Linked DNA regions of Homo sapiens: region 1 is linked to region 2. The links are chromatin loops, found by intact Hi-C in ENCODE. Cell type or tissue: HepG2. All regions are shown on one strand. Links, peaks and the distances in the headings refer to the core of each region. The heading gives the core; the rest is flanking DNA. Region 1 overlaps SLC6A4 (solute carrier family 6 member 4). Region 2 overlaps NSRP1 (nuclear speckle splicing regulatory protein 1).

The links. A loop is a pair of places that touch in the nucleus more often than their neighbours do. Peaks named below come from ENCODE experiments on the same cell type or tissue, not always from the same donor. Only the 100,000 strongest peaks of a DNase experiment are listed, where the experiment ranks them.
Region 1: it touches region 2 in a loop (1.8-fold over the local background); 2 of 110 quality-filtered maps call a loop at or near these places.

The regions. Positions count from the first base shown.
Region 1 is chr17:30,216,648-30,232,634 of GRCh38, forward strand. It overlaps SLC6A4 (solute carrier family 6 member 4), which reads right to left. Exons shown (of 15, transcript NM_001045.6): 2 at 6,172-6,268; 3 at 4,969-5,434; 4 at 2,150-2,284; 5 at 1,471-1,690; 6 at 519-657. The coding sequence starts at 5,311. Among named protein-coding and RNA genes, the nearest start is that of SLC6A4, 11 kb to the right of the region's middle. RefSeq lists enhancers at 4,670-4,968, 4,719-4,961, 4,738-4,754, 4,893-4,909, 5,796-6,311 and 5 more, cis regulatory regions at 4,810-4,859, 4,810-4,842 and a silencer at 9,250-9,450. In HepG2, for the core only: no CTCF peak of the experiment used is centred there; DNase peaks (open chromatin) are centred at 6,434, 9,444, 10,452 and 12,550; H3K4me3 peaks cover 3,229 bases.
Region 2 is chr17:30,168,758-30,185,138 of GRCh38, forward strand. It overlaps NSRP1 (nuclear speckle splicing regulatory protein 1), which reads left to right. Exons shown (of 7, transcript NM_032141.4): 3 at 3,785-3,841; 4 at 9,314-9,442; 5 at 10,333-10,540; 6 at 12,151-12,259; 7 at 15,858-16,381. Among named protein-coding and RNA genes, the nearest start is that of SLC6A4, 59 kb to the right of the region's middle. In HepG2, for the core only: no CTCF peak of the experiment used is centred there; no DNase peak of the experiment used is centred there.

The DNA.
Region 1 (15,987 bases), core at 4,906-12,905, 50 kb after region 2:
TTTCTAGAAAATATTCTTTTTTCTTTTCCTTTTTTTTTTTAGTGAGACAGAATTTCACTCTGCTGCCCAGGAGTGTAATGGCATGATCTTGGCTCACAGAAATCTCCACCTCCCAGGTTCAAGTGATTCTCTTGCCTCAGCCTCCCGAGTAGCTGGGATTACAGGCACCTGCCACCACACCTGGCTATTGTTTTTTTTTGTTTGTTTGTTTGTTTGTTTGTTTGTTTGTTTAAGTAGAGATGAGGTTTCGATGTGTTGGCCAGGCTGGTCTTGAACTCCTGGCCTCAAATGATCCACCCACCTCAGCCTCCCAAAGTGCTGGGATTAGAGACGTGAGCCACCATGCCCAACCCACTTCTAGAATTTTCTAACAAATGCGGTGAAGAGAGAGAGGGTGCATCATGGAATGTGTTTGGTGTGGAAGGAAACAGTGCTGTCTGTCCAGGCTACTGGGTTTTGAGTTTGAGAGCCTGTGGGCCCCTGGGCAGGCCTGGGTCAGCAGCCAGAGCCTTCCTCACCTTGCCAGAGGTCTTGACGCCTTTCCAGATGCTGAAGTAGATAACAGTGAAGATCAGCATGATGCAGAGGGCCAGCTGCCAGCTGATGCCCCCCAGGTCCTGGAGCCCCTTAGACCGGTGGATCTGCAGGACGTGGCGCCTGGGGTGAAGGAGAAAGAAAGGCCCCTGAGAGGCTCTGTAGAGTGACCTGGGCACACATCTGTGCTGCTCCTTTGAGGGTGCCCGGGACAAATGGACACGGTGCTGCTAGGACCAAGTGGTCACTGAGGCCCAGGAAGAGCTGGGATTGGCCCTGCCTGTCCTGAAGGACCACAAAGCACATTTGGCCAACACCCTGGGAAGAGTGTTCAACCTAAAGGCAGACTTCCTGGATTCTCCTTTGCTGGATGGGACCTGAACTCCTTTGACCAATGTGACTGGCTTTTGGGAACATGAGGGATGTGTAAGTGTGGGGAGTTGGCTCCCTTCCCTACCCCAAAGTAGCTCTCTCTTTGGGCTGCCATTGCCTGAAATTCCAGCATTAAAGAAAACTACCTTCCTCAAGCATCTTCTTCCAAAGGGTAGATCCCACTTACGAAGTTGACACATTAAACCATTTGAATAGTTTTGAACTATCAAAGTACTAGGATGCTTCGCCTCCATGACATTTGGCTGAGAGGAGGACCCCGGAAGAAGGGGAGTAATTTTGGAATGTGAAGGGAGGGACGGGCTTGGGCGCATTGGAGCAAACTGACTTGGCGCATGAGAAAGTGCAAGGAGGCACAGCAGGGCCAGGCCGTGGAGCACTTGAGGTAGAGTTTCCCAGCTCCAAATTCTGCTACTCCCACCCCTGATAGCTTCATCTCTCAGAAAGGGGTGAGGAGCCCTTGGCCCTGGCCTTCTTTTTAAGAAGCCAAACCCCAGGGGTGTGGCCTGCCCCTAACAGGCCAACCCCTCACTTACGTGCACTTACGTGTAAAATTCTTCAGCAGGGGACGTGGAATGGAGGGTCCAGGTGATGTTGTCCTCGGAGAAGTAATTGGTGCAGTTGCCAGTGTTCCAGGAGTTCTTGCAGCTGGTCCAGGGCAGCTGGTCCGTGAAGGAGGAGATGAGGTAGTATAGCGCCCAGGCCATGATGGTGTTGTAGTAGGAAGCAATGTAAAAGGCAATGATGCAGATGGCATAACCAATCCCTGGGCAGTGGGTGAGATGGAGAGACAGAGGCCGAGTTTAAGGGTGGCCCAACGGCAAAAGGCTGAAACGGGGCACTGGAGAGCCCCGCAGCCCAGCAGAGGGGTACACGTGGGTGCTGCCCTCCATTCCATTCCAAGGACTCCAGGCCACCGTGGGAAAAGTGGCCCTGCCGTTAGTCACTCATATGTATTTGCAAGGTAACATGTTTTAGAAAATGTGTACATGTCCTGTTAATGCTTTAAAATGTTTACATTAGTTTACTTCTCATTGCCGTTTATTCTGTTTCTCTTTGACAATTTCACACCACTTACGCAGTCAAAACCTTAATTACTCAAGCAGTCTCCCAGGGATGCCTAAGGCCTGACTGATTCCAGAAGAAGGTCCCCAGCTCCCACCCACTGATGGAAATCCCTTCCTGAGAGGCTCCACTTACCCACCCCACCGAGCCCTTCAGTTACCTTTGAAAATCGGGCAGATTTTCCTCCATATTGAAATGCATCCATTTCGGTGGTACTGTCCCAGTGCGAGCTCCATGTAAAAGAGCGGGATTCCCCCAAAAATGGCCATGATGGTGTAGGGGAGGAGGAATGCCCCTGAGGCAGATGAAAGACAATTTCACTCCCTGCCCACGTCTGTCCCAGGATAGCCCAACCAATCTGTGACTGAGAATCACAGTCGCCGGATGATGTGAGTGTCAGGAGCCACCCTGGGCTGAGTGGCCTCATGCTGTGCTCCTCTGGTCTCAGTGCTTTGCTAGAAGCAGTCGTAGGGGGAGCACCATGACTAAAATGAGGTTTCAGAGGAGGCCAAGAGAGCAATTGGGAAGAAAGCCTGGTTTGGGAGTCGACAGAACAGGCAGGATCACATCCACTTATGACTACCTGGAGAACGCTGGGCCACTTCCCCTCTCTGAGCCCCAATTTCCTCCCTATAAAAGAACACAGTTGAGGAGAGCTGAGTTTCCCAAATGTAGCCACACATCATAGTCACCTAGATTCCTGGGTCTACCCCAGACCTCCTGAAGCGGAATCTCCAAGCATGGGCACAACACAAAAATTGTGTTCAAGCTCCCTAGGTGATTCCGATGCAGCCAGTACCTGGGACCCTTGGAACAGATCACCTGTGACAATCTGTAGCAACAGCTGCAACTCTCTGTGAGTCACCAAATCAGTATCTTTGTTCATCAGTATTATCTATGGCTCCAGACACATGATTATTGATATTTGGCTACACTTCCATAATTCCATTGAGCCAGAATGCTCCCTGACAAGCGCCGTTTGCAGGAGTGGCTGGACAGGGTAGTTTTTCACAGAACAAGCAAGCACAGAGCTGCTACCTAACTGGAGATGCTGGTGTCTCCTGGATCTTGTGGCTGAGGCTGAATTTAAAAATACCAAGTTGGGGAATGCTAACCTGCAGCCTGAGTTTTTAGCCTAAAGGGTGGATCAGCTGTGATTTTCCCTAATTTTCCCTGCTGTAAAATGCTCTGAACCCAGAAACCTGAGGTCTGTGCAAATCAGAAAGGTCCATGTAATTTACAGTCACACTGGGTAAACCCGGCTCGAGAATAAAACCATGTGTTCTCGTGATGGCCTTCCTCCAAAGAGTTTGCTTGATCAGCTTTACGCTGGGGAATGAGTGTCGGGGAAATGTCACCAGTGACCCAGCCCCTTACATAATGCCCAGGCTAAAGGTGAGTCCTCTGGAGCAGGAGATAAGGTGATTATGACTTTTGCTCCTCCTAGGCAGGAAGCGCTGAGCTTCCCAGGGGCCCCCTGGAACTACCTTTGCAACTACATGGACAGAAATCTTTAAAAGAGAGTAAATCCAGGCCACTCTGTGTTAGGTCACGGGAGAAGTGAGGGTGACACAAATGGATGATCCCCAAACCTCTTTGTAGCTGCCCTCCCAAATCTGTTGTCAGAGTTCCCATGAAAATCAAGCTTGACGCATCTGACACCCACTTCTTGTTATTTTCTTGTGCTGATAACAAGTCCAGAGGCCCCAAACCCATTCACTTTTCCCCACTGCTCTGCTCTCCCCCAGGTTCCCATCTTCATGCCTACAGTCAGCTACTATTTTTTATAATCTACAAGTTAACTACTTGAGAGGCTTTAGGGGTACAAGGAACAAGATAGGGCCTCTGGCCTCAAAAATCTAACATCCCAGGAGGAGATAGGAGGGCCAGCCATGCGTGGTTTGAGGTTGGTATTAATGTCATGCTGTGGATCTAATCCAGCTTAAATTCTGCCCAGACTGGTAATTAAGATTTAGGACTTAACGCTGATGCCCTTCTCTGACCTCACACAGGTCCAAAGGATCAGAAGCATCTGGGACTCTGAAGCCACCTCCAAATTTTCCCTTACGCAGGCCTACCCTCGTGGACTCTTCCCAGCAGAACTTGCCAGCAGGAGTGAAGGGACTCAGCACAGGGCTGACGGCCATTCCCTCACTTCTGGCTGGGGGAGGACAGAGCCTGGAGAATGCAGGATGAGAAGGAGGCCCTTCAATAAATGGAGCGCTAATGATGCTGGAGATCTGTGAGGTCAGGTTTGGGAGGGCTTCACCCAGCTTCACAACCCGGAGAGCCTCAGACACGCTGTCTTCAGCTTTTGGCTTGCTGGAGATTTGACTTTTTTTTTTTTTTTTTTTTTTTGAGACAGAGTCTCGCTCTGTCGCCTAGGCTGGAGTGCAGTGGTGCCATCTCGGCTCACTGCAACCTCCACCTCCCAGGTTCAAGTGATTCTCCTGCCTCAGCCTCCCAAGTAGCTGGGACTACAGGCGCCCACCACCATACCCAGCTAATTTTTATATTTTTAGTGGAGACGGGGTTTTGCCATGTTGGTCAGGCTGGTCTTGAACTCCTGACCTCAGGTGATCCACCTGCCTCAGCCTCCCAAAGTGCTGGGATTACAGGTGTGAGCCACCACGCCTGGCGAGATTTGACTTTTCTACCAGCTCGAAAGTCTAAGTCATCATGTTCCTAGTCTTACGCCAGTGAAGACTGAAAAGACATAATCTGTCTTCTGGCCTCTCAAGAGGACCTACAGCCCATCCCAGGTCACAGCCCACCCGGGTCACAGCCCACCCCAGGTCACAGCCCACCCGGGTCACAGCCCACCCCAGGTCACAGCCCACCCGGGTCACAGCCCATCCCAGGTCACAGCCCACCCCAGGTCGCAGCCCACCCGGGTCACAGCCCACCCCGGGTCACAGCCCACTCCGGGTCACAGCCCACCCTGGGTCACAGCCTCTACTCGCAGCCTGTGATACTGACCCCCTCCATTCTGGTAACATATGTAGGGGAAGCGCCAGACATTGCCCAGGTCCACAGCATAGCCAATCACTGAGAGAAGGAAATCCACCTTCTTGCCCCAGGTCTCCCGTTCCCCTTGATGAAGCTCAGCCACTAGGGTGGTGGTGGTCGCTGGGATAGAGTGCCGTGTGTCATCTCCCGCACCAGGACTTGGAACTGCTGAGTACCCATTGGATATTTGCCCGGACTCCACTTTGTCCCCTGGGGTGGGAACAACCTTCTGTAGAACTCCGTTTTCCTGACAATCTTCTCCATCTTCACACGCTGATAGCTGCTTCTGAGAATTCAAGGGCGTCGTCTCCATCCTGCTGGTTAGTAAATGACACTGATGTCCATCTGCCAAGGATCCCAATTGATCTCTGGGTGCTTGGATTTGTGGATCACCTCCGAGCTCTCTATCGTCGGGATTGACACGTCGGGATTGACTCTGTTGGAAAGACACACAGAGGAAGGAGAAAAAAGTTAGACATTTTACTCATCTTTGGTATTAACTCATCATACATCTTAAACTACATTAGTTAACGGGATTACAAATGCATCTGTTAAATGTGAGACATCCTATTTGCTACATGGCAGTCCATAAATTCAACTAAATTTCTCAACCTATACAGGGCATCAAATGACAATCAAGTAATTTCAAAAGGAAACAATAAAACCAACACAAATAGACAGCAAATCACCAAGGTTTGCACAGGCTGGACTGGAGAGCAAAGCACTCGCTTCCCTTTGAGCCACTGGACTCTCATCTTGTGGTTTGCCAGCAGCTCAGAAGAATGTGAGAGAGGCTCCAAAGCGTCACAGAGCACCCCCTTTGTCTTGGATGCTATGTTGGGGAAACAATGACAAGCAAAGGCGTTTCTGCCTTTCAGCAGGCAGGACAGTCCTCACCATCATTTAAGCTGCACACCCAAAGTTATATTTTATATCAACTACAGCTATGATTTTAAAAGGAAAAAAGCAAAGGACAGAGGTAAAAAGGCCACCCTTCGTGAGGCACCCCAGCTCATCAGCTACAGATTCTGTCACTCGTCTTTTAGCCCCTAGGAAGGTTGGGGCAGATTTGAGCTGCCTCCGGCTGTGTCCAGTCTATCTGCACATGGCCTTTCTGCGTTCCCATTATGCATTTGCAAGCCCGACTGGTCCTTAAACGGCACTGCTGCTCACCATTTGTTCTTCTTTCCACTTGCCAGCAACTCCTGTGGCTAAGCCCCTTGTTATTCTGCAAGAGAGGGCAAGCAAGGTCGCCTTGCCTCCAGGAGACCTAGGGAGAAGAGTGTGCAGGTTACTGATGCTGGGGTGGTTGGTGTCGCCGTCCCCCTGTGCCTCCACTGGGAGGGCCTGGCCGGGGCTGCTGTGCCTTCATTTCACCGCCGTGGCCTGGGCGCAGGGAAGTCAGCTCAGCTCTGGCTTGAGGTCTGAGTCGTCAAACGTGGGGTAGAAATTTGAGCCCTTTTGGACTTTAAACCTATGGCCTGTTATAAAGTTGTAAGCAGCAGTTGTAAGACTGTTCAACTGCTCACTCTGTTTCTTCTGGGCCTGAGCTTTTCAAACTCTTGAAACAGTTTGGGAGTTGAAATACGTTTCTGCCTAGCTGAGATGACACTGGACCCTTCTAGAAAAGATAGCCAGGGATGGACTGTTTATAACTGCAATGATCTGAGGCTAACCCTCCAGATCCAACAGTTAGGAGGATGGCTAGGAACTGGCTAATAGAAATGGCGCATGGATGTCTCCTACCTATTTGGGGTTTTTGGTGACTGCAACTTAGCTACCTACACATGTGAAGACAAAAACATAGTAAGTGAAAAATCAGGACACAAAATAGTAGCTTCACAAGAATGACTATGGCTATAAACATGAGCAAGGATTAGACATGAACACCAGGCAATGTCAGTCACTAGGGTTTGGCGTTTGCTGCATTTTTTCTGTAAAGTGGAAAATAAAAATTTTAAAGGGATCGATTGTTGCCAAAAATATCTACAGCAACAAGAGATAAATCAGCTTCATGTAGCTAGGGGCTGTGTGTGTGTAAGGGGAGGTAGACGTCTTGGGCTGTACCGCACTTGTTGGGCCCTCCGCCACCCACCCCAGGCTCAAGAATGCAAACACCACTCAGAAGGATATGAATTCTGACAAGAGCGGTCTCCATAACCTCACCCTGCTCACCATTTATGCTACTGCCTGGCCTTGGCCTCCCCCCACTTCCCCCTTCCTTCGGCCCTCAACTAGGCTTGATAGGCTTTTAAAATAACCACACATCCTCTCACCCACCATAGGTAACCATTTACCAGGCCAAGGGATATTATTATTTTATTACATGATGAGATGTCAACATATTTAAATATTCAGCTAAATTAAACCTGAACTTGGTAGTCAGTGGTTGTGTTGTTTAAAAAGGCCTCTGTACTTCCCTCCGGCCTATATCAATGACATGTTTTGTACGTTAAACAACTGACGAACTTGAAGGCCAAATGGCAGGGAGGAAGAGCTTTTCCCTGTGCGGCTGGAGGGCACCGAGTTGACAGAGCTGCTCCTTCCCTTGCTCTTCCTCCCACTGGCCCCACAGTTTTGTTTTTTTTTTTTTGAAACAGTCTTGCTCTGTTGCCCAGGCTGGTGTGCAGTGGCACAATTTTGGCTCACTGCAACCTCTGCCTCCCGGGTTCAAGCGATTCTTGTGCCTCAGCCTCCGAGTAGCTGGGACTACAGGCGTGCTCCACCATGCCCGGCTAATTTTTATATTTTTAGTAGAGATGGGGTTTCACTATGTTGGCCAGGATGGTCTTGAACTCCTGACCTCACATGATCCACCCGCCTTGGCCTCCCAAAGAGCTGAGATCACAGGTGTGAGACACCATGCCTGGCCTGGCCCCACAATTTTCTGCAAGAACCTCTTCTATTTTCTGTACTGCCACTTTCCTCTCACTTAAATAGAAGCTCCAATTGCATCACCCAAGCGTTCCCTGGCCTCTCTACCCAGGCCCAGAGGGTCTACGGAAGGGAAATGCGGTCCATCTCAGAAGCAATACTTTGGGGAGAGGAAATAGACATTTAGCAGCAGCAGTGAGCAGTTACCCTCCTGCCTCAGGGGCCAAATGATTTGTTCTGGATTTTGTTTACTTTCTTCCTTGAGGCGTCCTGCAGAGAGGGTAGAAAATGTGTGCAGGTAGGTAGATTTTTGAGGGCAACGTGTGTTCTCAGGAGTCCTCAGGGGTTCAGCCCCGAAGGCATCCAGTCCTGAATTCCTGGCAACTATGGTAAGCAGCTCCTGGAAGAGTAATACGCTGTTTCTATTTGTGTTCTGAGCCATTACAGAGGTCTTGTTTCCTGAAATATCCCCTAGTTCTTCTTAATTTTTTAATTAAAAAATTTTACATCAACAGGCTGAAATGGCCCCAGTGCAAGAAAACCCAGAGCATCCCTCAGACAACTCATGACCGGGCAGCCTCTCCCCACAGGCTGTCTCTCTCTATCCAGCTGTGCTTTCTGGGGTTCTCCTACTGAACCCCCACCCTCATCATAGAATCTGGGGTGCAAACACAAAGTTACAGCCACTCAGAGGAGACACACATCTCCTTTTCTTAACTTACTCCTCTGCCTCTGCCAGGTAGAGGAAAACTCCTCTCGGTGACTAATCGGGTCTGCCAGGAGAAGATGCCATGTGCCCGGGGCCCTTTCTGCCTGCAAGCTCCTGCCTGTGGAGCCCCAGACTCTCTTCCTATTTTTTCTGATTCTGCAGAGCCCTGGCTGGCTTTTTCTATCAAGACTTGCACATAACAATGGCTGAAAACAAGCTGGCCCAGGAATAGAGAAGTGTGAGTTGTTAAGAAGGTTGGTTTCTGAGAATGCCCTCTTCTAAGCTTTCTTTTTTTAAAAGGTATTTTTATCCTGCTGGGTGGAAAGATTGCAAACGAGGTCAATATTACAGCTGTGACCTTCTCCAGGCAGTCTTTGAGTTTCTCCATGTCCAGAAAAAGCCCCAGAAGGAAGCCTTCCTTTGCATCTTGGATGTGTGCTGTTGTTCCAGGCTGAGCTGGTGACAGGCTGAGGGTGGTGCCGTGGACCCCACCTCTGCTGTGGAATGACAGCTGGCAGACAGAAGCTTCGTCCCCCTAGGTCTCTGCACATGAGGGGTGCAGTTGACCAGCCAATGGGAGTGGTTGACTTTCTCTTAACTCTCCTGAAGCTAATGCACTCCATTCCCCCAATCCCTGACTCCAAGTAAAAAAGGACTGTTTCTATTTAAACTTCTGATCGAATCTCCATTCCTCTTTCCACACACTTTGTCTCTATAGCCAGGAGCAACCCGTACCTGAACAAGCATGTAATTATCCCGATTGGTCATAAACACCCAGCCCTTTGGAAATGCCTGTGACGCTCCATCTACTTGATGCCTATCAGTGCCTTCTAAGCAGAAAGACACTACAGAAATGTTGAACTTTGACTTCATGTGTCAAGATCAAAGTGAGTTCATTTCTCAGGAAACTCAACTTTCTTTCTCAAAACAAACAAAAACAAATGAACTGTGGGTTTAACGTTGAGATAGGATTAGTTACAGGTCATAGAGCCAACTGGCAGTTCGTATCCTCTATTCAGAGGGAGGCTGAAGTTCCCAGGGCATCTCCCAAGAGTGATGGGAATTATGGAACGCTGGTGCCGCCCGAAGCAGTAAACATGGAATCTGGCCTTCTTCATGGAGAAGCACTCCCTCAGCAAAGATGTGCGTAGGCCCACATGTGCTCGGCTCCTCAGAAACAAGGCAGGCAAGCCGGGCCAGCTGGCTCACGCCTGTAATCCCAGCACTTTGGGAAGCCAAGGCGGGCGGATCACCTGAGGTCAGGAGTTTGAGACCAGCGTGGCCAGCATGGTGAAATCCTGTCTCTACTAAAAATACAAAAAGTAGCTGGGTGTGGTGGCGGGTGCCTGTAATCTCAGCTACTTGTGAGGCTGAGGCAGGAGAATTGCCTGAACCCAGGAAGCGGAGGTTGCAGTGAGCTGAGATTGAGCCACTACACTTCAGCCTGAGTGACAAGAGTGAAACTCTGTCTCAAATAAATAAATAAAAATAAAAATACAAAAAATGAGCCGGGCGTGGTGGTGCATGTCTGTAATCCCAGCTACTCAGAAGACTGATGCATGAGAATCGCCTGAACCTGGGAGGCAGAGGTTACAGTCAGCCAAACTGCGCTCCAGCCTGGGCGATAGAGTGAGACTCTGTCTCAAAAAAAAAAGAAAAAGAAAGAAAAAAGAAACAAGGCAGGCACAGTCCTGCCTGCATGGAGTCCACAGGCCAAGCCTAAAATCTGAAAAAGAAAACCAACTGCTAGGAAAAACACGATGCTTCTGGAGAGGCTGGTGCTGCCACACATCCCGTGGTGAACAGAGGCTGCCGCTGGCTCGCCGCGGCGTGTTTAGATAGCTCACATGTTTTGCACCACAGTTGCCCCCAGGCTTTAAGTCTTCCTTTGCTGCTATTGCACAGTTTCTCTCACAGGACCTTGGCTGTTGGCTGATCCTTCCTTGCAGGCTCTGCAGTGTAAAATGGGGGCTCACGTTTGCATCTGCTGAAGGCACTGCTGTGTTCCCGAAGTGTGCAGGGTCATGGGGGCACAGGTCGGAAGCCATAGGGACTCCTGCCTTGCCTTTCCAATGAATTGAAGAGATTTCATGATAGAAATGAAGAGAATAGAGAAAATCTGCTTGTTTTTTTTTTGGACAAAAAGGGTAGAAATGAACTCCACTATCACAGCCATCTCCTTATCCAAAGGATTCCTCATATGACAGAGTCAGTTTAGTGTTTTTTCTGTTCCTTTGTGTGTGTGTTTGTGTGTGTGTGTGTGTTGTTTTTTTAAGAGACAGAGTCTTGCACTGTCATCCAGGCTGGAGTGCAGTGGCATGATCATGGCTCTCTGCAGCCTCAACCTCCCGGGCTCAAGGAATCCTCCCACCTCAGGCTCCCGAGTAGCTGAGATTACAGGTGTGTGCCACCACACCCAGCTAATTTTTTGTATTTTTTTCAGAGATGGGGTTTCACCATGTTGCCCAGGTTGGTCTTGAACTCCTGGCCTATGAGCAATCCTCCCGCCTTGGCCTCCCAAAGTGCTGGGATTACAGGCATGATCCACTGCACCCAGCCTGGTTTAATTTTTTGGAGAGGAATTAAATAGGATAAAATCCTCAGGGCCATTTGGGCCAGTTATCATGAGAAAGAAAAAGAATTTCTGTCCAGAACTTTCCCTGCCTGGGAGAGGATAGCCCTGGGCTTCTCTCTACACAGAGTATAAAATCTAGAGGATATGCCCCTTGTGATGGGGTCAAGGTCCCCCTGAGAGGCTGGCCAAAAGGATACTGGATTATTTATTTTGACTTTACTAGAAAGAAATGAATTTAGCATAGCAGATGTGAACAGCCCTCCTCCAGTGAATATAAACAGCCAAGCCCAGACTAACTTCCTTCCAGAGTCATCTTTCATTAGTTCCTCTGTTCACAACCCATAGCTCTCCTTTCTGTTTCAGGTCTGCACTGGAATCCCTGGTCCACCACTTAATGGCTGTGTGACTTTGAGTAGGTCACTTAACCTCTCTTAGCTTCCATTTCCTCCTGTGTAAAAGCAGACTGTTAAAACCGCTACTTCCTAAAGGCTGTCGTGGGAATTAAAGTATGACACATGCTTATCTCAGTGTCTAGCACAGGGAAGCATCAATAAATGACAGTGAGTTGATGTCACTATCACCACCATACATCCGCAACCCATTGTGCCTTTCTACTTCATACCCTAGCAGGGAAACTGAGGCCCACAAGACTTGGGACTTAAGTGATCTGTGGCTCCCAGCACGGGCCTCACTGGGTCATGCTTGCTGCTCTCAATCAGTGCTTGGGGTCACCTGGGAAACAGACTCCTGGGCTGCTCTCCCAGAGATTCTAATTCAAGAGATCCACGTGGGCACTCAGGGATCTGCAGTTTTTAACAAATACCGCAGGTTATTCAGGGGCCAGTAGGCACCAACAGTGCCGTGTGCGTCCCCACCTGTAGCTTCCCTTCCTCTAATTATCCTGCACCCTCCAAGGCCTGGCATAAGCTTCTATCCACCTCCTCTCAGCACTCCAGCCCAAGATACACTCTTTCTACTCAATTCTCATTTGTCACTCGCCATTGATTACCAGGCATCATTAGTTATCCTTTTATATACATTTGCTTCGTGTGCCCCTGGAAGCAGGGGCTATGGCTACACGTCCCTGAGTCCAAATACTTGCAGACTGGAGCACGCCCTGTACAGCTCTCAGCATGGAGGGCTTGTTTTGGGTTTCCTGACTGGGCGAGGGTGCCAACAGATCTGAGCTCCATGTGAGGTGCTGCTCTTTCTCTCCTCCCTGGAGTTAAGTCAAATGGGATCAGGGTTCTATTCTAAGGGGCCCTGTCCCTCCCTGCCTCACCCATCGGGAAGATTGGCTGTGCATCTTGTGGGCAGAGGAGGAGGGCTGCCTTAACAGTCATTTTCATGGACTATGGACAGGAAGAGACTGACATGCCCAGGATTAAAGAGCCCGGGATGGGCTTTCAGACTTTGAAACAAGTACTGGCAGGCACACCCATCAGCGGTCTGGGCTCCAAATGTTCATCTGTGAGCTGGTGGTTTGGAACTTAGAATATATTTCCTAACCCACAGAAATAAATGTGATAAACTAAAACATCTGAAACGAAAGCTGTAGAACACAGCGTTGTTAAGTGCTACACGACGGCTTAGGGGTGGGGAGGGGGCTGACAATGAGACTGATTCGAAGTTCTTTCTTTATTTTAACCTTCTTTTTGGTTCTTAAGGAAAACTAAATTTAAGGAAAGAAGAACAAGGAGCAGGGAGATCCTTGTACAGATTCCACGGAGGTGTCTTTTAGGCACTTTTGAGGTCTTTAGTTTTGTTTGTTGTTCAATTTTAAAATACACAGTAGAGATGAGATCTCGCTATGTTGCCCAGGCTGGTCTTGAACTCCTGGACTCCAGCGATCCTCCTGCCTCAGCCTCCCAAAGTGCTGAGATTACAGCATGAGCCACTGCGCCTGGTCCAAGTTCTTTAGAAGTTGATGACATGGGCTGGGCGCAGTGTCACATGCCTGTAATCCCAGCACTTTGGGAGGCCAAGGTGGGCGGATCACCTGAGGTCAGAGTTCGAGACCAGCCTGATCAACATGGAGAAACCCTGTCTCTACTAAAAATACAAAAATTAGCCAGGCATGGTGGCGCATGCCTGTAATACCAGCCTTTTAGAGGCTGAGGCAGGAGAATAGCTTGAACCCAGGAGGCAGAGGTTGTGGTGAGCTGAGATCGGGCCATTGCACTCCAGCCTGGACAACAGGAGCGAAACTCCATCTCAAAAAAGAAGAAGAAGAAAAAGAAGAAAGAAGAAGAAGAAGAAGAAGAAGAAGAAGAAGAAGAAGAAGAAGAAGAAGAGGAGGAAGAGGAAGAGGAAGAGGAAGAGGAGGAGGAGGAGGAGGAGGAGGAGGAAGAGGAAGAGGAAGAAGAAGAAGTTGGTGACATGAATTGCTTGTGACACATAATTTCACAACTTACAACTTTTTGCAGAAAACAAAACTGCTTTTACTCTGTTACCATAGTATATTTAAATGTGGACGAGGCTGGGAAAGAGACTTGAGAAACTCAAAACAGATGATGTGTTAGATTAATCAGGATTAGGAGTGTCACTTCACCTTCCAAACACTCCTTTACTGTTGTGATAAATACAATTTATGCAATAAGTAAAAATCGAGATAGAACACATGGGAACATGTCCACACACAGCTTTTCTTTTCCTTTATACAGGTATGTTACTAAGATTACCTTTGTGTAAAACAGACATGATTGGGTCCACAAAGGGACCCAAAACAGAGAGAAGAGAGGAAAAAACAACCCCAGGGAGAGGGTGCTATGAAATAAGGGTGGATTCACCTGTGGCTGCTGAGCAAGGCGGAAGAGGGAAGTGGGGAAAAGGGGGTTTGAAGTGGAACTACAAAATAAAATGGGAGTGGAGAAGAGAAAAGAGAGGGGAAACTGGCCCATTTCTCTGGGTGGGGCATGGAGGGGAGAAGGAGAGGTGAGGTCAGGTGAGGTGAGGCTGCTGGAGGAGACGGGTGCATCCAGGTGGAGAGGGGGCGCGGAGGACACGTGCAACCACCTCTTCAGCCACAAGGTGTTTGGAGTTTGGCTGTTGCTGCTCAAAGGTGCCTATACTCTTAGGTCAACAATTTCTGAGATGTGCTTTAGTGTGAGTCACACAGTTGGAGACACTCATGAAAAATCAGTTCATCCTTACACATCATTGCACCAGTCTAGTTCTCAGATATGCACTGAGATGAGAGCAAGAAAAACTTTCTGACCCCTAGTTTACAGTCTCACAGAGTAACACTGTATGCTAAAAAGGACATCATTGAGACAGCGGGGGAAATGGGAATATGAGCTGTATGTGCGATAATAGTATTGTATCTATCTCCAGTTTCCCCAGCATGAAAATGGCGCTGTGGTTACGTACAAGAAGGTCCTTGTTTGTTGGAAATCTGTGTTGAAGTATTTAAGGAAGAAGTATCTGGAAGTCTGCAAACTCTCAAAGGTTCAACTATATATATTAGTTGAACCTATATATATAGTATATATATACCTGTATGTATACCTACAGATATATATATACACACTATATATATCTGTAGGTATACATACAGATACATATAGTTTATATATACATATAGTGTATACAGACACATATATACACTGTATGTATCTGTATGTACATATGTATATATATATCTGTATGTATCTGTATGTACATATGTGTATATATAGTGTGTATATATATCTGTATGTATACATACAGATACATAAATGGCATAATTATATTAATGATCTTATATATTACACATAATATATCAAATCATATATATACTGCATATGCAAAAATTAGATATATGCATAATTAGAGTGACTTTGTACACAAATTGGCAAAATGTTAACTGGTGAAAATGGACCATATCTCTGATTTTTCAGTTGAAAATTTTCAAAAGAAAAAATAATTCTAGCCCTCAGCCAGTGCTGGGAAACTTCCAGTCAGCCAAAGCTCCCTGCTGACCAGAACAGCTTACCTCCCCTCTCCCCTCCAGGCTCTTCCCTCCCTGTTCCTTCGGCCCAGCTCCCCAACTCTGAAACAAGAGAAAGGGCCAGCTAATTTGGTTCGCCTTTTAAAGAAGACATGCCCATCATTACGGAGGGAAGAGAAGAGAGCGAAAGTAGAAGAGACTCAAGTTCTAGGCCTGGCTTTGTCCTCAAGAGCCGTGGGTGAGCTAGAGCCAGCCATGCACAGAGCTACGGGGAGCAGAACCCCTCCCTGGTCCTTCCAGGTCTCCCACTCACTAATTCTTGGCCCCTTAGAGGAAAAAGTTCCCTTAGAGAAGACAAATCAGCTTATTTTATTCAACAGTTCAGTAACAAAGGAAATGAAATGCTCTTTTTTCCTGTATACACACAGAAAGGTCACACCAAAACCCAAGACGGCAAAGGCCCACGTACTTGCCCCCTCCTGCTAGCTGCCCACCCAGTCTGGGGCTCTGGGCTCTCCCAAAGCACACAATGGGTTCGCTGTGTCCCCAGCTTTGCTGAGAAGTGCTCGCCCAGATCACCACCTGGTCTCATCATAACCCCTCCTGTCACCTCTTCCCTCCCTACCTCAAAGAATGACCTGAAGAACTGGACATCAGCATCCCAGGAGACCCTCCCCTTGCTGTCTGTCACTCGTCAGTACCTGAAGACCTGGGACATTGCCTCTCTGTCTCCACATCACTGGGTTGCGTCTCTCCTTTTGCAGCCCAGGGGCTTCTGGGATTAATGGAGGTCCATCCAGTCCTGGGTGCTAAAGAGCCTGTGGCTTAAATCCCATTAACAAATCCCCTTGGTTCAGGGTTGGGATGGAAGCTGGGGAGCTGCTGCCAGGTTCCAGAGGGGCC
Region 2 (16,381 bases), core at 2,881-10,880:
AAAAAAGTAAAAGTTTTACTGCTACTCTTTTAAGCTTTTTGTATTTGTTTAAACAGGTTTTTGGCATTTAATCGTCATCCTTAGTGGTAATTGTTAAAGTACCTTTATTTAGAAAATTGAGAATCAAATGACCTTCAAAAGATCATCAGTTTTTCCTGACTTTTTCAGGTTAGGTTCAGAGTTATCCACTGATGCTGTTGAATTCTAGGGATATAAGTTTGTGAATAGAATATGTAAAACTATTGCACTCCTTCCATTATGTTACCTTCCTGTGTAAGTAGTAACAGCTTGTTTTTTCAACGGTCATACTTCATTCTTCTAAACAGCTATGAACATAGAAACAAAATCTTTTGAGGTGTCTCAAAATAGATATAGTCTACATTGGAAAGGCCTTTCTCAGTCTGCTTATTCTATATTTTATAAAAGTCTGGAAAGGTATAGCCTTGTGTTTTTCTTTCCCAAGTTTTCTTTTTAAAAGTTATTTTATTTCTCTGAGAATCTTCCATAACAACCAAGTTACATAGTTTAGATTGAAGCATCCAGTTTGAAAGGCAGCAGGTAAACTCTGACAGATTAAAGGTGACAGACTGAAGGAGGAGATAGGAAAAAATAAAAGCAAGTAAAAGAGGAAAACATCCAGCATTTGGAGATGTAATCTTCTCAGTCAGTCCTGAAGACATCATTAACTCAGTGGTCAAGAAAAATATTTTTCATTCATACTAATCAGAAATACAGACATGAAAATACATTGGAAATATTAACTATTACTTTCAGTTTTGGTATTTAAAATTGATATTCTAGTGAATGAAAGTTTCATATTACATGTAACAGAAATTTGGATTAAATCAGTAATACATGTAATACACAACTAGTATACTTAGCATAGCACCTAGCTCAATAAATGTTAGCAGCTATTACTGTTTTTGTTATCAACATCTTTCCCCCAGTTAGTCAGTTTACCATCACCTAAAATGTCTTTAGTTCTTTGCATACTTATTTAATTTTTTAAATATGTATTATATGACCTTTGTGTATTAAATTGATTTGTCTGTGGTCATAGAGAACTATTTTGTTCTGGTTATTACCATGAAAAAAAAAAAGCACCAATTGCTGGTACAATACAACTGAAGATAGCAAGTGTTAATAGGCTGGACTACTATAATTCTAGAGCTGAGGATTTTGTGTACATATATATATTTAAAACTTACACATATGTTTTTATGTATATTTAAGACTTCGTTTTTTTTTAAACAGCAGTTTTAGACTGACAGCAAAATTGAGAGGGACAGAGATAACCCATGTAGCCCTTGCCCCCACAAATGAAAGAATTAAAAATGCATCAGTAGCTTTATTTTGGCTTTTTTAAAAAGATGTAATTCACATAGCATAAAATTCATGCTTTTATACAATTCAGTGTCAGTATATTTGCAAATCCTGATACTTGAAAAAAATTAATTGTGCATATTAAGGTATATAACAATTATGGGATATAGATGGTAAAAAGTTTACTACAGTAAAGCAAATTAACATGTCCATTATCTTACATACTTTTTTTGTTTCTGTGGCAAGAGCAGCTACAATTTACTCATTTAGCATGAATACCATATATAGTACAATTTTATTACCTATTGTCCTCATGTGGTACATTAGATCTCTAGACTTGTTCATCTTGTTACATACCTACCTCTTCCCATTTCCTCTCACCCCACCCCTAGTAACCATTGTTTTTAAGTTCTTTATCTCTGTGAGAGATTCCACTTACAAATGATGTCAGGTACTATTTTTCTTTTTGTGTCTGGCTTACCATGTAGCATAATGTCCTCCAGGCCCATTCATATTGTGGCAAATGGCAAGATCTCCTTTTTAAAGGCTGAATAATACTCCATCATACATATTTACCACAGTTTCTTTATCCATTCATTTGTCAATGAACAGGTAGATTGTTTCCATACCTGGCTATTGCAAATAATGCTGCAATGAACATGGGAGTGAAGCTACCTTTACCAGGTGGTGATTTCATTTCCTTTGGCTATATGCCAAGAGGGATTGCTAGGCTGTATGGTAGTTCTATTTTTAATTTGTTTATAAACCTCCATACTGTTTTCCATATTGACTGTACCAGCCTACATCTGCACCAGCAGTATATAAGAATTCCCTTTTCTGGCACCCATGCTAACCTTTATTATTTTTTGACTTTTTTAGAATAGCCATTCTAACAGGTGTGAGGTGTTATCTCTTAGTGGTTCTGATTTACATTTCCCTGATGATTAAAGCCTGTACTATTAAGGAAACATATTTTTCTTAAGTATTTTTTTTTCTTAGCTGTATGTAATCTTTAGTTTTGCCCATGTGATGACTACTTCCTATCTTCCTCTTGCATTCTTTTACATTTTTATTCTCTTTGATTCTGGTCTAATGTCATATCTCTTTTGGAAAGGGATTCTTGATTCCTCATATACATTTAGTTGCCTTCTCTGCCCTGGGCTCCCACAGTGCTTTGTTTATTCCTTTATTATATTGCTTATCACATTTATATTGTAATTGTCTTTTTTTTTTTTTTTTTTTTGAGACAGAGCCTGGTTCTGTTGCCCAGGCTGGAGTGCAGTGGCACAATTTTGGCTCACTGCAACATCTGCCTCCCAGGTGCAAGTGATTCTCATGTCTCAGCCTTTCAAGTAGCTGGGATTACAGCTGTGCTCCAACACTCCCGGCTCATCTTTGTATTTTCAGTAGAGACGGGGTTTCACCATGTTGGCCAGGCTGGTCTCAAAACTCCTGGCCTCAAGTGATCTGCCTGCCTCAGCCTCCCAAAGTGCTGGGATTACAGGCATGAGCCACCGCGCCTGGCCATATATTGTGATTATTTCTTTAATTGTCTTCCCTTTCAGACTGTTTATCTGAAAAACAAGATTTTGTTTCAGTCTCTGGCCTAAGACTGAGACTGTTCTTGCTTTTTCACTATCCTCAGGACCTAAACATGCTTTTTGGTACATAGTTTTTGATTATTGCCACGAATAGTTGCTGCTGTCCCTAAGCCTTAAACATAAACCGAGAGCTTGATACACTATATTGAGTGGTGAATATTAAAATAGTTTGCTTTTTGTAAGCTGGGAATCATACCATTTTAGTGTTGGAAGGTACCTGAAATATTATCTAGACCAGTCTTTCCCCATTTCTCACACACACACACACACACACACACACACACACACACACTCCCTCTCTCTCTCTCTCTCTCTCTCTCTCTCTCTCTCTCTCACATGTTCACATGAAGCAAATTGAAATCTGTAAAGGTTGAATGACAGTAGTGAATTTAGGACTAAAAATTCATGTTTACTCATCTTTTCCTGTACCATTCTATTTTCTCTGATACCTTATAATCTATTCTGAGGATTTACAATGCAAATTCATTTATTTCCTGAAGTTTAGGGAAAAAACCCTGAAAATGTTAGTTTAATTTGTATTATTATCTTTTTACTTTTAACTATAAGTAAGGCACCATTGCCAACCAGAAAACAGGTTGAGCATCCCAAATCTGAAAATCAAAAATCCTAAATGTTCTAAAATCTAAAACTTTTTTGAGCACTAATGTGAAGCTCAAATGAAATGCTCATTGGAGCATCAGATATCAGATCTTCAGATTTGGGGTGCTGAACCAGTAAGTATTTTAAAAATCTGAAATACAAAACACTTCTGGTCCCATGTATTTTAGATAGGGGACGCTCGTACTGGAAAAGAAATTTTAAATTTGTTTAAAAAGTGACAATATATTTCTGTTTTACAGACCTCTGTGAGTGAAAGCCTTCAGAGGGAAGCTGCTAAGAAGCAGGCCATGAAACAGGTAAGGTAGAAGACTGGGATAAGTGCATTCAGTGAAGCATTCCGGCTCATTTTTAAGCATCAGTTTTGGTATCTAGGTGCTGAGACTAAAACAGAATAGATTTAAGGAAAAACACAATGAAGAATTAGCTCCTTATTGCTGTGCTATAGATTAAACCAGTTCTGCTTGTAGATGACTCATTAGTCTAATAATGGATTGTTTGGCCTGTTGTTATTATTAAATTCTTGCTAGTGAGCTTACTTGCAGGGAAAAAAAAAACCTTTTCACAACCAAAATGGTTTCACAAACTTATAATTATTTGAAACTCATCTGCCCAGAAAGAAGAATATCAGAGATAGATACAAATATATAGATATATAGATATATAGATTTTTTTTTTTTTTGAGATTGAGTCTTGCTCTGTTGCCCAGGCTGGAGTGCCGTGGTGCACTCTCGGCTCACTGCAGTCTCCATCTCCTGGGTTCAGGCAATTCTCCTGCTTCAGCCTCCCGAGTAGCTGGGACTAAAGGCGCATGCCACCATGCCCAGCTAATTTTTATATTTTTAGTAGAGACGGGGTTTCACCGTGTTGGTCAGGCTGGTCTGGAACCCGTGACCTCAGGTGATCCGCCAACCTCAGCCTCCTGAAGTGCTGGGATTACAGGCGTGAGCCACCGTGCGCGGCCTGATAATTTTTAAAAGACGTGCTTGTTTCCAAGTGCTTTTTACATACATTTATCTTTTACAGTTCTCACAAACTTGCCCATAGTACTGATTAAGAAATCTGAAACTCAAAAAGGATAAAGTGCTCCTTAAGATCATACTATTAATTATCGAACTAGGCCTGAAGGTTTACTAATTTTTCTGCTATTGTAGACTAGTATATCTTAGATTTTCTGCTATAGAATGTAATGAAATTAAACAATAGCGAGGTGCCTTTGTTTTTCATTTTGAATTATTTATCCTCTCCATTAGCTTTATAATTTTTGGTCCTATTTCCTCTTTGTCTAACTGGAAACCTGCATAAAGATAAGTTTATTAAGCACTTTCTATGTGCCAGGCATCATGACAACTATGTTTTAAGAATGATCTTTAATTCTTACAATAATTCTATGAGATAGATGCTTTTATAATCCTTATTTTATAGTTAAGGAAATGAAGGCAAGAAGAATTTATGTGACTTGCATGAGACCACATAGTTAATAAATGGTAGGGCTGTGTTCAAAACTAGACAGTGAAACCTCAGAACCTAGGCTTTTAACCACTGTGTTTCACACCCTCCCGGACGAATTGGCACAGAAGGATATATTTAGTCATTTTAAGATAATGTCAGAGTTTCACAGTGAAATATAATGTGTAACTCAGCAGCCTCAGAATGATTTAATATACACATAAAACATAAAAAACAGTGATTATTTAACATAAATACTGGAGTGCTTTGAGTCAGAATTTTGGAGATACCATTAAGTTCAACTTCCTCACTATATAAATGGGAGACTTAGTTCTGGAGAGTTGGGTAACTTATCCAAGGTAATACAGGTATCTTGTTTTCCAGGATTATTTTAACATTTTTGTGCTGCCTTTTTTTCTTCACTTAAAGCATGAATCCCAAATCTGATTTTATTCTTAACTCTGTCTTGTTCAAGCCACTTTATCTGTTTAGTGGGACTTTTTGTAGTTTGCTTGGAAATTAGGAATGCTGCTACAACTCTTACACCTTTCACCTGCTTTCTGCTGATTTTTTCTCGCACCTATATTACATACTTTTCCCTTTGTTCCCCACTTGATTGATTCAGCTCATCGAATGTCTTTATCCATACGAATTGAAATTATTTTTCATTTTACTATGAAGAATACTAGCTTGATTGCATTTACTAAATCTTAGAGAAAATGCTTTTTAAAATGGGGTACTTTAAACTATTTTTTTCTTCTATGTGGACCTCAAGTTTACAGAACTGATGATGGCAACATTATTGTCATATTCCGTTTCATTGGGAAAACTTTCAGTATGTCATCAGTAAATAAAACATTTGCTGTAGGTCTCTGATAGATATTTGTTGCTAATCTAAGGAAATTATTTTCTTAGTTGGAGGGTTTTGTTGTTTGTTTATTTGTTTAAATGGTGAACTACATACAAAAAGGATACTGCTTCATGACCATGTTGGTTTTATACCAATAATGTAAAGTCAGCTTAACTTTAGAAAATCAATCATTGTAACTTCACATAAGTGGTATAAACTTAACATAAGCATAAAATGTTATCATTTTCATATATTGTTGCATTTGGCTTACTAAAGCTTCATTAAGAGTTTTTAAGTATTGAAGATTTTTGCATCATAAGTGAGACTGGGCAGAATAGGATGGTTTCCTTTTCTTTCGCTGCAATTATCTAGATTGAAAAAGTCTGATAATACCAAGGTTTGGCGAGCCTTATACAATGAGCTAATATGATACTATATACATTTTGTTTGTTTCTACTTCATTTTCTGTCCTGACAGATCAGTGTGTTCTTCATTCTGTTTTCTTTGGGTTTATTTTGTTATTTTTCTAACTTTTTGAGATTGCTGCATAGCTCTGTTTTCTGTTCTCTTTTCTAATATATGCATTTAAGGCTATATGTTTCCCTCTAAGTACTTCTGTAGCTGTATCTTACAGATTTTGATAGGCAGTATTTTTGTTGTTTCATGCAAAACATTTTCTGATTTGCATTATGATTTCTTGTTTGACCCATCTATTATTAATTTCTGAACATAACGGAGGTTTTTGATTACCTTTTTGTTATTCATTCCTAATGTGATTACTTTGGTTTTTTGCTTGTTTGTTTTTTGGGGTTTTTTGTTTTGTTTTGTTTTGTTTTGTTTTTGTTTTTGTTTTTGAGATGGAGTCTTGCTCTGTACCTAGGCTGGAGTGCAGCGGCACGATCTCAGCTCACTGCAACCTCCACCTCCTGGATTCAAGCGATTTTTCTGCCTTAGCCTCCTGATAGCTGGGATTTCAGGTGTGCATCACCACACCTGGCTAATTTTTATATTTTTAGATGGCCAGGCGCTCTCTTCACCTCAGGAGATCCGCCCGTCTTCGCCCCCCAAAGTGTTGGGATTACAGGCATGAGTTGCCACACCCAGTCCCTAACATGATTATTTTGGATTCCAAGACACTGCACTGTATTGTTTCATTCCTTTAAAACCTGTAGAGGTTTACTTTATGGTCCAGTATATAGTCAGTTTTTATAAATATTTCCTCTGTGTTTGAAAATGTTCTGTATTGATACAAAAATTAGCCGGGCATGGTGGTGTGCACCTGTAGTCCCAGCTACTCAGGAGGCTGAGGCAGGAGAGTCACTTGAACACAGGAGGTGGAGGTTGCAGTGAGCCAAGATGGTGCCACTGCACTCCAGGCTAGGCAACAGAGCAAGACTCCGAACCCCCCCCCCAAAAAAAAAGAAAAAAGAAAATGTTCTCTATGTGTCCATTGGGCCAGTTGTGTTAATCCATATATATTCATACTGTTTTTTTTTGTTGTTGTTGTTGTTTTGTTTTGTTTTGTTTTGTTTTGTCTGTTCTGTTACTGAGAGGCATATGTTAAATCTCCCACTGTGATTATGGATTTGTCTATTTTTCCTTGAATATCTGTTCAATTTTTGCTTTATTTATGTTGCAACATAGTTAATAGTAACATATCTACTCAAGTGCTCCCCTACAGCTCTCCTCCCAACATATACAAAGGCATGTCATCAGTTTAAAACAGCCCTGGCCGGGTGCAGTGGCTCATGCATGTAATCCCTGTACTTTGGAAGGCCAAGGTGGGTAGATCACGAGGTCAGGAGTTCGAGAACAGCTTGACCAACATAGTGAAACTCCGTCTCTACTAAAAATACAAAAAATTAGCCAGGCATGGTAGCAGGTGCCTGTAATCCTAGCTACTCAGGAGGCTGAGGCAGGGGAATCGCTTGAACCCAGGAGGCGGAGGTTGCAGCGAGCCAAGATCCTACCACTGCACACCAGCCAGGACAACAGTGCAAGACTTCGTCCCCCCCCCCCCAAAAAAAAAACAGCCCTCAGTCTCCCTTTTTCCTTGCTTTTTGTTATTGTAGTGGTGATTATTTCTTAGATTCCATGTTTCCCTCTTTGTGTTATCCAGGCTGGTTTTGGGGAGTGAGCAGGAGTGCCAATTCAACATCTAGGCAGGAGAATCTTTCACTTTCTAAAGGTTGAGAAGTGAAAAAAATGAATTTCTTAATATTTTAAACAATATTCTAGAAAAAAAGTTTTTCAGTTAGCATGTGCATTATTCAGAGTTTAAATGTTGGTATGTAAAAACCCTAGTCTATCAGATAGATTCTTTTGAATAATTATATCATCCTATCACTTAAAAAGGATCCCTCTTGGGTTCTACATTAGCCAATCTAGCAATTGAGGAAAAAATCAAAGTGTGTAGACTCTGTACCTCAGGAATTTACAACCGGGGGCAAAAGGCTAAGATTTGTAAAACAGGAAGTAAAAACGCCCATGCCTGGCATGGTGGCTCACGCATGTAATTCCAGCACTTTGGGGGGCGCTGAGGTGGGTGGATCATTTGAGCCCAGGAGTTCAAGACCAGCCTGAGCAACATGGTGAAACTCTGTCTCTACAAAACATATAAAAATTAGCCAGGCATGGTGGCACACGCCTGTAGTCCCAGCTACTTGGGTGGCTGAAGTGAGAGGATCACTTGAAGCCTGGGAGGCAGAGGTTGCAGTGAGCCAAGATCACACCACTGGCACTCCAGCCAGTGCGACAGAGCGAGACCCCATCGCTTTAAAAAAAAAAAAAATCTAGTGTAAATATTGCAGAATAGAATGTTCCTCAGAGTTTAGAAGAAAGATCATTGGGGGTTAGAGGCCTCAGAAATGGGCTCATAGAAGAAGTAGGGCTGGCCCTGAAACACTGGGTAAGATTTTGATCGCTTGAAAGAGGAGAAAAAAACATCATTTGAGATGGAAGGAACATGATAAAGGCAGAGACTTTATGTTTAACAACTCTAAAAATGATAATGAAAGTTTAATATATAATACAGGCCTCTCAAAACCAAGGTTAGGTGTTTCCATCGTACCTTTTGACCTTTTGATGGGTATAATTATATACAAATGAATAAATGATAATAATAGTTGATGTTTATTGAATACTTATTCTCTATCAGGCTCTGTTTTAAGTTTAGTCATTTAATTATAACAGCTTAGAATGTAAATATAGTCATTATTCTTTCTCTTCTAGATGAGGAAATTAAGGTACCAAAAGATTACAAACAAACTTGCCCGGAGTAATTAGTAAGTGTAGAGCCAGCATTCATACCCAGGCAGCCTGGCTCCAGAGTTTATTTGTATTTCCTATCTAAAAATGTGATTGTAATTTTTATGATATATTTTCAATTTATGAACCATTCTCAAAAAGCATAGACTTTGTTGTATCTATTGGCTGGCTCATATTTTTGAAACATGTTTAATTTTTTTTTAAGACCAAACTGGAAATCCAGAAGGCCCTTGCAGAAGATGCTACTGTGTATGAATATGACAGTATTTATGATGAAATGCAGAAAAAAAAGGAGGAAAATAATCCCAAATTGCTTTTGGGGAAAGACAGAAAGGTTTGTAAGCTGAAATAACAAACTTTCTTTGACCTTGACCTACATTTTGTGTCTTAATCTTATTTTAACATGAGAATGATCTGAGAAAAAGCTTTTAGGTATGTGAGGTGTGAAGAGTCCCTAATTCCAGATATTACAAATTTGATTGTAGAACTCAAGCAGCACTACATATTATCCTAATAGGCCAGGTGAATTATCTAACAATTTTGCTTTTTGCTTTGAAACCTTTGCAAATAGTTTTTTGAAAACTTTTCCTTGGAATTCTAATGTACCAAATTTGTACTGTTCCTGCCCTGTGTATGTTTATTTGTGTTTTATTACCCTCTCATTTTTTCATTTCTTCCTAGCTGGTAACTGAATCATCTGCCTGCACCTATCATGATTTTATTTTCAGTGAGAAAAAAATTTGGGAGGGGTAAAAACTGAAATAAGTTCAGATTTTCTTTCTATCAACTCTTGTTCTTTCACAAGCACAGGCTGATTTTTAAGGGCATTTGCATCTGACAGTTATCTACTAGTAGAGTGATGGTATAAAATTATATTAAGCTACTATTTTAAATAGTCATATTTCTACTAAATGTGAAAAACTAGCAGGAACTTTTCTGATTTTTTTTTAATTAAGATAATACCAGAAAAAAGAAAAAAATTATATTTAGTTTGATGTTTTATTAAAGTTAAATCGCATTATAAACAATTTCTATCTCTGCTACACCTAAATTTTTATGGAAAACAGTTTCAATATTAATCTTGCTAGTAAGTTTATATTGAATGTAGGGAAGACAATCTTATTTGGGCCAATCATTTCTATCTTAATGAATTCATTATAAAAATTATAATATTAACAATTACTATTTTTTTACTCTTTTCCTAAATCTTTTTTATTTCCTTAGCCCAAGTATATTCACAACTTGCTAAAAGCAGTTGAGATCAGAAAAAAGGAACAGGAAAAAAGAATGGAAAAGAAAATACAGAGAGAACGAGAAATGGAAAAGGGGGAGTTTGATGATAAAGAAGCATTTGTGACATCTGCATATAAGAAAAAACTGCAAGAGAGAGCTGAAGAAGAAGAAAGAGAAAAGAGGGCTGCTGCACTGGAAGGTAAAATGAAAGAGTGGGAAAGGCACAAGGAAACAGTAGCAGAATCTCTCCCCTGTGGTTAGCTGTTTGCTCTGTCACTGAACTTTAGGGTTATGAGTTTGTGATCATAATTTATATATAGGAATTCAAGACACAAGGAATATGGTATTATATAGCAGTATAAAACAGAAAGGAAAGTTTAACTAAAAACACAGTTGAACTCTTCAGTAACTATTATTTCTACTAGACTTTTCTCTTAGTTCTCATTTTGTGGCTTTTGCCTTAGAACATGATCTGAAATGTAAAAACATTTATTACAAAGTATAACGCCATGGCATTTGTCAGAAACAATATAAATATAATTTTAAACCCTAGTTACATTTTTTTGGGATGAGAAAATAATAGAGTAACACCACTCAAGGAGGATCAATGAGGCAATTAGAAAAAGAATAACATTAATTGAAGAAAGAATAAAAATTGGATGAATTAAGAATATCTTAATGCTTTACCTTAGTGCTTTCTACTCATGATTATTTCTCAAGATCTAAGTAGAATATGTATTTATAAAATACTTTTTTTTTTGAGACTGGGTCTCTGTCACCCAGGCTGGAGTGCAGTGGCTCAACCATGGCTCACTGCAGCCCTGACCTCCCAGGCTCCAGTGATCCTCCCACCTCAGCCTCTTGAGTAGCTGGGACTACGGGAACATACCACCACGTCTGGTTACTTTTTGTATTTTTTGTAGAGACGGGGTCTCACTATGTTGCCGGGGCTGGTCTCGAACTCCTGGGCTCAAGCAATCTTCCTGCCTCAGCCTCCCAAAGTGTTGGCATTACAGGTGTGAGCCACCATGACCAGCCCTGTAAATACTTTAATTGACAAATGCTCATCAGCTTTTTGGACAGAGTCTCGCTGTGTCGCCCAGGCTGGAGTGCAGTCGTATGATCTTGGCTCACTGCAACCTCTGCCTCCCAAGTTCAAGTGATTCTTATGCCTCAGGCTCCCAAGTAGCTGGGATTACAGGCATGCACCACCACACCTGGATAATTTTTATATTTTTATAGAGACGGAGTTTTACCATGTTGGCCAGGTTGGTCTCGAACTCCTGAGCTCAGGTGATCCACCCACCTCAGCCTCCCAAAGTTGTAGGATTACAGGCGTGAGCCACTGCGCCCATCCTCTTCAGCTTTTAAGTAGAAGAAAACCAAGTCTATAACATTCTGTCTAAGCATGTACTATGTGTTTAGAGTGCCAGTCGGCAAACTTTCTGTAAAGGACCAGATAGTATTTTAGTATTCATATTTTAAGACTTTAAATTTATAAATTCATATTTTGAATGCCAGATCATATTCATACTTTAGGGCTTTTTGTGTATATGATCTCTGTCGCAGTTACTGAGCTCTGCCTTTGTAGTACAAAAGCAGTTGTGGACAATACATAAATGAACAGGGCTTTGTTTCAATAAAAATTTATTTATGAAAACAGGCAACAGGCCAGATTTGGCCTGCAGTTTGCCAACTCCTGATCCAGCGAGTAGTTTACACACTGTATGTTATATACTGTATGTCTGTAAAATGAAACTGCACTGTGCCTTATTGAATATATTCTAATTTTTGCTTTCCCTCTGTTAGCATGTTTGGATGTAACCAAGCAGAAAGATCTCAGTGGATTTTATAGGCACCTATTAAATCAAGCAGTTGGTGAAGAGGAAGTACCTAAATGCAGCTTTCGTGAAGCCAGGTGAGGAGACGTGTATGAAATATTTTGAAGAAAAATACTGTTAATAATCTGTGGTTGTGGGGTCATTTTAACCCTCTGAAAGATGGAAGATTACAACATTGCATATTGTGTTGTCAGCCAGCCTTACCTAACTGAATGAATGGCTAGAAATTTGCAGTTTCTTGATTTTAAAACCTACAGATTTAGTTTAAGATCATTTTTATTCTGCATTTCACAGAAATTGTTACATTAAAACAGTGATTGAGTTTAATATTATTGTAAAACCAAAGACAGACTTTTAATGTATAAAGTTTCTGAATTTTTAAGTGATTTATGGGTCTTAACAAGGGAGAGCAAAATCTTCAAGGGAAAGCAAAATCAAATTGTAGTTTTTTCTTTTTTCTTTTTTTTTTTTTTTTTTGAGGCAGAGTCTCACTCTGTCGCCTAGGGTGGATGGAGTACAGTGGTTCAATCATAGCTCACTGCAGCCTTTGCCTCATGGGCTCAAATGATCCTCCCAAGTAGCTGGGACTACAGGTGCAAGCCATCATGCCCAGCGAATTTTCTTTTTGTGTTTTTTGTTGTTGTTGTTGTGTGTGTGGTTTTTTTTTTTTGTTTTTTTTTTTTTTAGATGGAATGGAGTCTTGCTCTGTCACCCAGGCTGGAGTGCAATGGCGCGATCTCTGCTTACTGCAACCTCTGCCTCTCAAGTTCAAGGGATTCTCGTGCCTCAGCTTCCTGAGTAGCTGGGACTATAGGTGCATGCACTACGCCCGGCTAATCTTTGTATTTTTAGTAGAGATGGAGTTTCACCATGTTGGCCAGACTAGTCTCGAATTCCTGACCTCAGGTGATCCACCCGCCTCGGCCTCCCAAAGTACTGGGATTATATGCATGAGCCACCACGCCCAGCCTCTTTTTGTATTTTTGTTGTGGAGATGGGGCTTTATGTTGCCCAGGCTGGTCTTGAACTCCTGGGTTTGAGGGATCCCCCCTCTATCTCAGCCTCCCAAAGTGCTGGGATTACAGGTATGAGCCACTGCACCTGGCTGCTTTTTTTTTTTTTTTTTTTTTTTTAAATAAGAATGTGGGTATTCCTCATGATCCTTAAAATGATTGGTGCCTGGTACCTTAAAATGATTTTGCTGTCAGAATTAAGGAGAAAGTTGGAAAGAATTAGGTGTCTACAATATAAGTCTTATATACATGTTCAGATAGTGTATAAAAAGGAAAGTGGTTTGTTTTCATAAATAGAACCCAGCCTTCCTAAAATGTAAGACTTACATATCGGGGCTAGAACTGCACTGTTAGTATGTAGGCACTAGTCACGTGTAGCTACTTAAATTAATTTAAAGTAAATAAAGTAGGTTGGGCGCAGTGACTCACGCCTGTTATCCCAGCACTTTGGGAGGCTGAGGCAGGTGGATCATGAGATCAGGAGATGGAGACCATCCTGGCCAACATGGTGAAACCCTGTCTCTACTAAAAATACAAAAATTAGCTCGGCATTGTGGCACATGCCTGTAATCCCACCTCCTGGGGAGGTTGAGGCAGGAGAATTGCTTAAACTCGGGAGGCGGAGATTGCAGTGAGCTGAGATAGCGCCACTGCACTCCAACCTGGCGACAGAGCCAGACTCCATCTCAAAAAATAAAATGGCTGGGCACGGTGGCTCATGCCTATAATCCCAGCACTTTGGGAGGCCAAGGCGGGCGGATTGCGAGGTCAGGAGATTGAGACCATCCTGGCCAGCACGGTGAAATCCCGTCTCTACTAAAAATACAAAAAATTAGCCAGGCGTGGTGGCGGGCGCCTGTTGTCCCAGCTACTTGGGAGGCTGAGGCAGGAGAATGGCGTGAACACAGGAGGCGGAGGTTGCAGTGAGCTGAGATTGCGCCACTGCACTCCAGCTTGGGTGACAGTGCAAGACTCTGTCTCAAAAAATAATAATAATAAATAAATAATAAAATTAAGTAAATAAAATTTAAAGTTTTGATCACAGCGGCCACATTTCATATACTCAGTTGCCATATTTGGCTGGTGGTTGCCATACTGGGGACAGCTCACATATGAACATTACCATTTCTTGAGGCATTTCTATTAATGCTGGTCTAGAAGGTAAAGGATTAGAGGATTTTTGAATAAAGTTATAAGGTATTATAGGAATGGTGAGATGATTATGCCATAATTATGTAGCTGAAGGTAAAAGAGTCTGTCCTAAGCAAAAAAAAAAAAATTTTTTTTAACAGGAATGTTCTGGGTAGATCTGAGTCTGTGTTGCTAAGGAAGGGAAGAGGTAGGAGAATAGAATTAAGGTGAGGAGAGGAAGTTTATGCCCCACTCCCTCCCTACGCTGCTAGGCTTTGATTATAAAATTGGTGAGAAGTATGAACCTAAGAAAATGTATTTGAAGATTCAGGTTTTGAATGGAAATTATATTACGTTATATCTTTGTATTAGAGTTTCATCTGGAATATTTATTAGGCTGCCATGAAACTCTGTAATGTCGTTGACATAGTTGTACTTCTTAGAGTCTAATAATCGAATTCCTAACTGTTAGTGGGTCCTTTAGCCAAGATAGTTCTGCCAGTAATTCCTGGAGAACCAAAGTTGTTGCACCATTAGTGTGATTAGTAAGTGATTAGTAAGAATCACTGAGTGGTTCTTATTTACATTATACTCATACTATAAAGTTAACTGTACTTGCCAGCTGGAACAATGAAGGTAATATAATTTTAGTATTGTTGATTCTAATGGACAAATTAATATATTTCCATTTTGTTGTGATAGGTGCCAAGGAGTGAATCAGGATACACTCATGAGAGAGAGTAAATATTTAGGATTATATTTGCCACTATTTTGCTGTGCAAAGATTATCTTCATGTATTTCTAGGACTATTTTTATAATTTTTTAAAAAGAAAAAGGCCAAGCATGGTGGCTCACACCTGTAATCCCCGCACTTTGGGAGGCCAGGGTGGTTGGATCACCTGAGGTCAAGAGTTTGAGACCAGCTTGGCCAACATGGCAAAACCCTGTCTCTACTAAAAATACAAAAATTAGCTGGGCATGGTGGTGCAGGCCTGTAATCCCAACTACTCGGGAAGCTAAGGTGAGAGGATCACTTGAGCCTGGGAGGCAGAGGTTGCAGTGAACCGAGATTGTGCCACTGCACTCCAGCCTGGGTAACAGAATGTCTCAAAATAAATAAATAAGAAAGGAAACAACAAATCCAACAGTCACAACTTAAGCTTCATGTTGTGAAAATAGAACTTAGATTCAGAACATTTATTACTTTTCCCAATTATTCTTTGTCTTAGGCTTACCAAAAAATGAAGACCTGTACAGACCCTTGCCTGTAGGTTCTAGTAGTATAGTAGACAAGGGCTAATTTTCTCTTTTCACTTCTACAAATATTGAAAATATTCTGAATGGTATGAATTTGAAAATACTAGTTTGCATAGACATCAGGACCTTTTTGCATTTGGATAATCAGACAGTATATATCACTATAGGTGTATTGATTTGAGTATTGATAAAAATTATATGAACCCTTCATTTGCTTATTACAACTGATAATGTGGCATTTTTTTCTGCCCTTTTTTGTTTTTTGTTTCTAAGATCTGGTATAAAGGAAGAAAAATCAAGGGGCTTCTCCAATGAAGTAAGTTCAAAAAACAGAATACCACAAGAGAAATGCATTCTTCAAACTGATGTGAAAGTAGAGGAAAACCCAGATGCAGACAGTGACTTCGATGCTAAGAGCAGTGCGGATGATGAAATAGAAGAAACTAGAGTGAACTGCAGAAGGGAAAAGGTCATAGAGACCCCTGAGAATGACTTCAAGCACCACAGGAGTCAAAACCACTCTCGGTCACCTAGTGAAGAAAGAGGGCACAGTACCAGGCACCACACGAAAGGATCACGAACGTCGAGAGGACATGAGAAAAGGGAAGATCAGCACCAGCAGAAGCAATCCAGAGACCAAGAGAACCATTACACTGACCGTGATTACCGGAAAGAAAGGGATTCTCATAGGCACAGAGAGGCCAGTCATAGAGATTCCCATTGGAAGAGGCATGAACAGGAAGATAAACCAAGGGCGAGGGACCAAAGAGAAAGAAGTGACAGAGTATGGAAAAGGG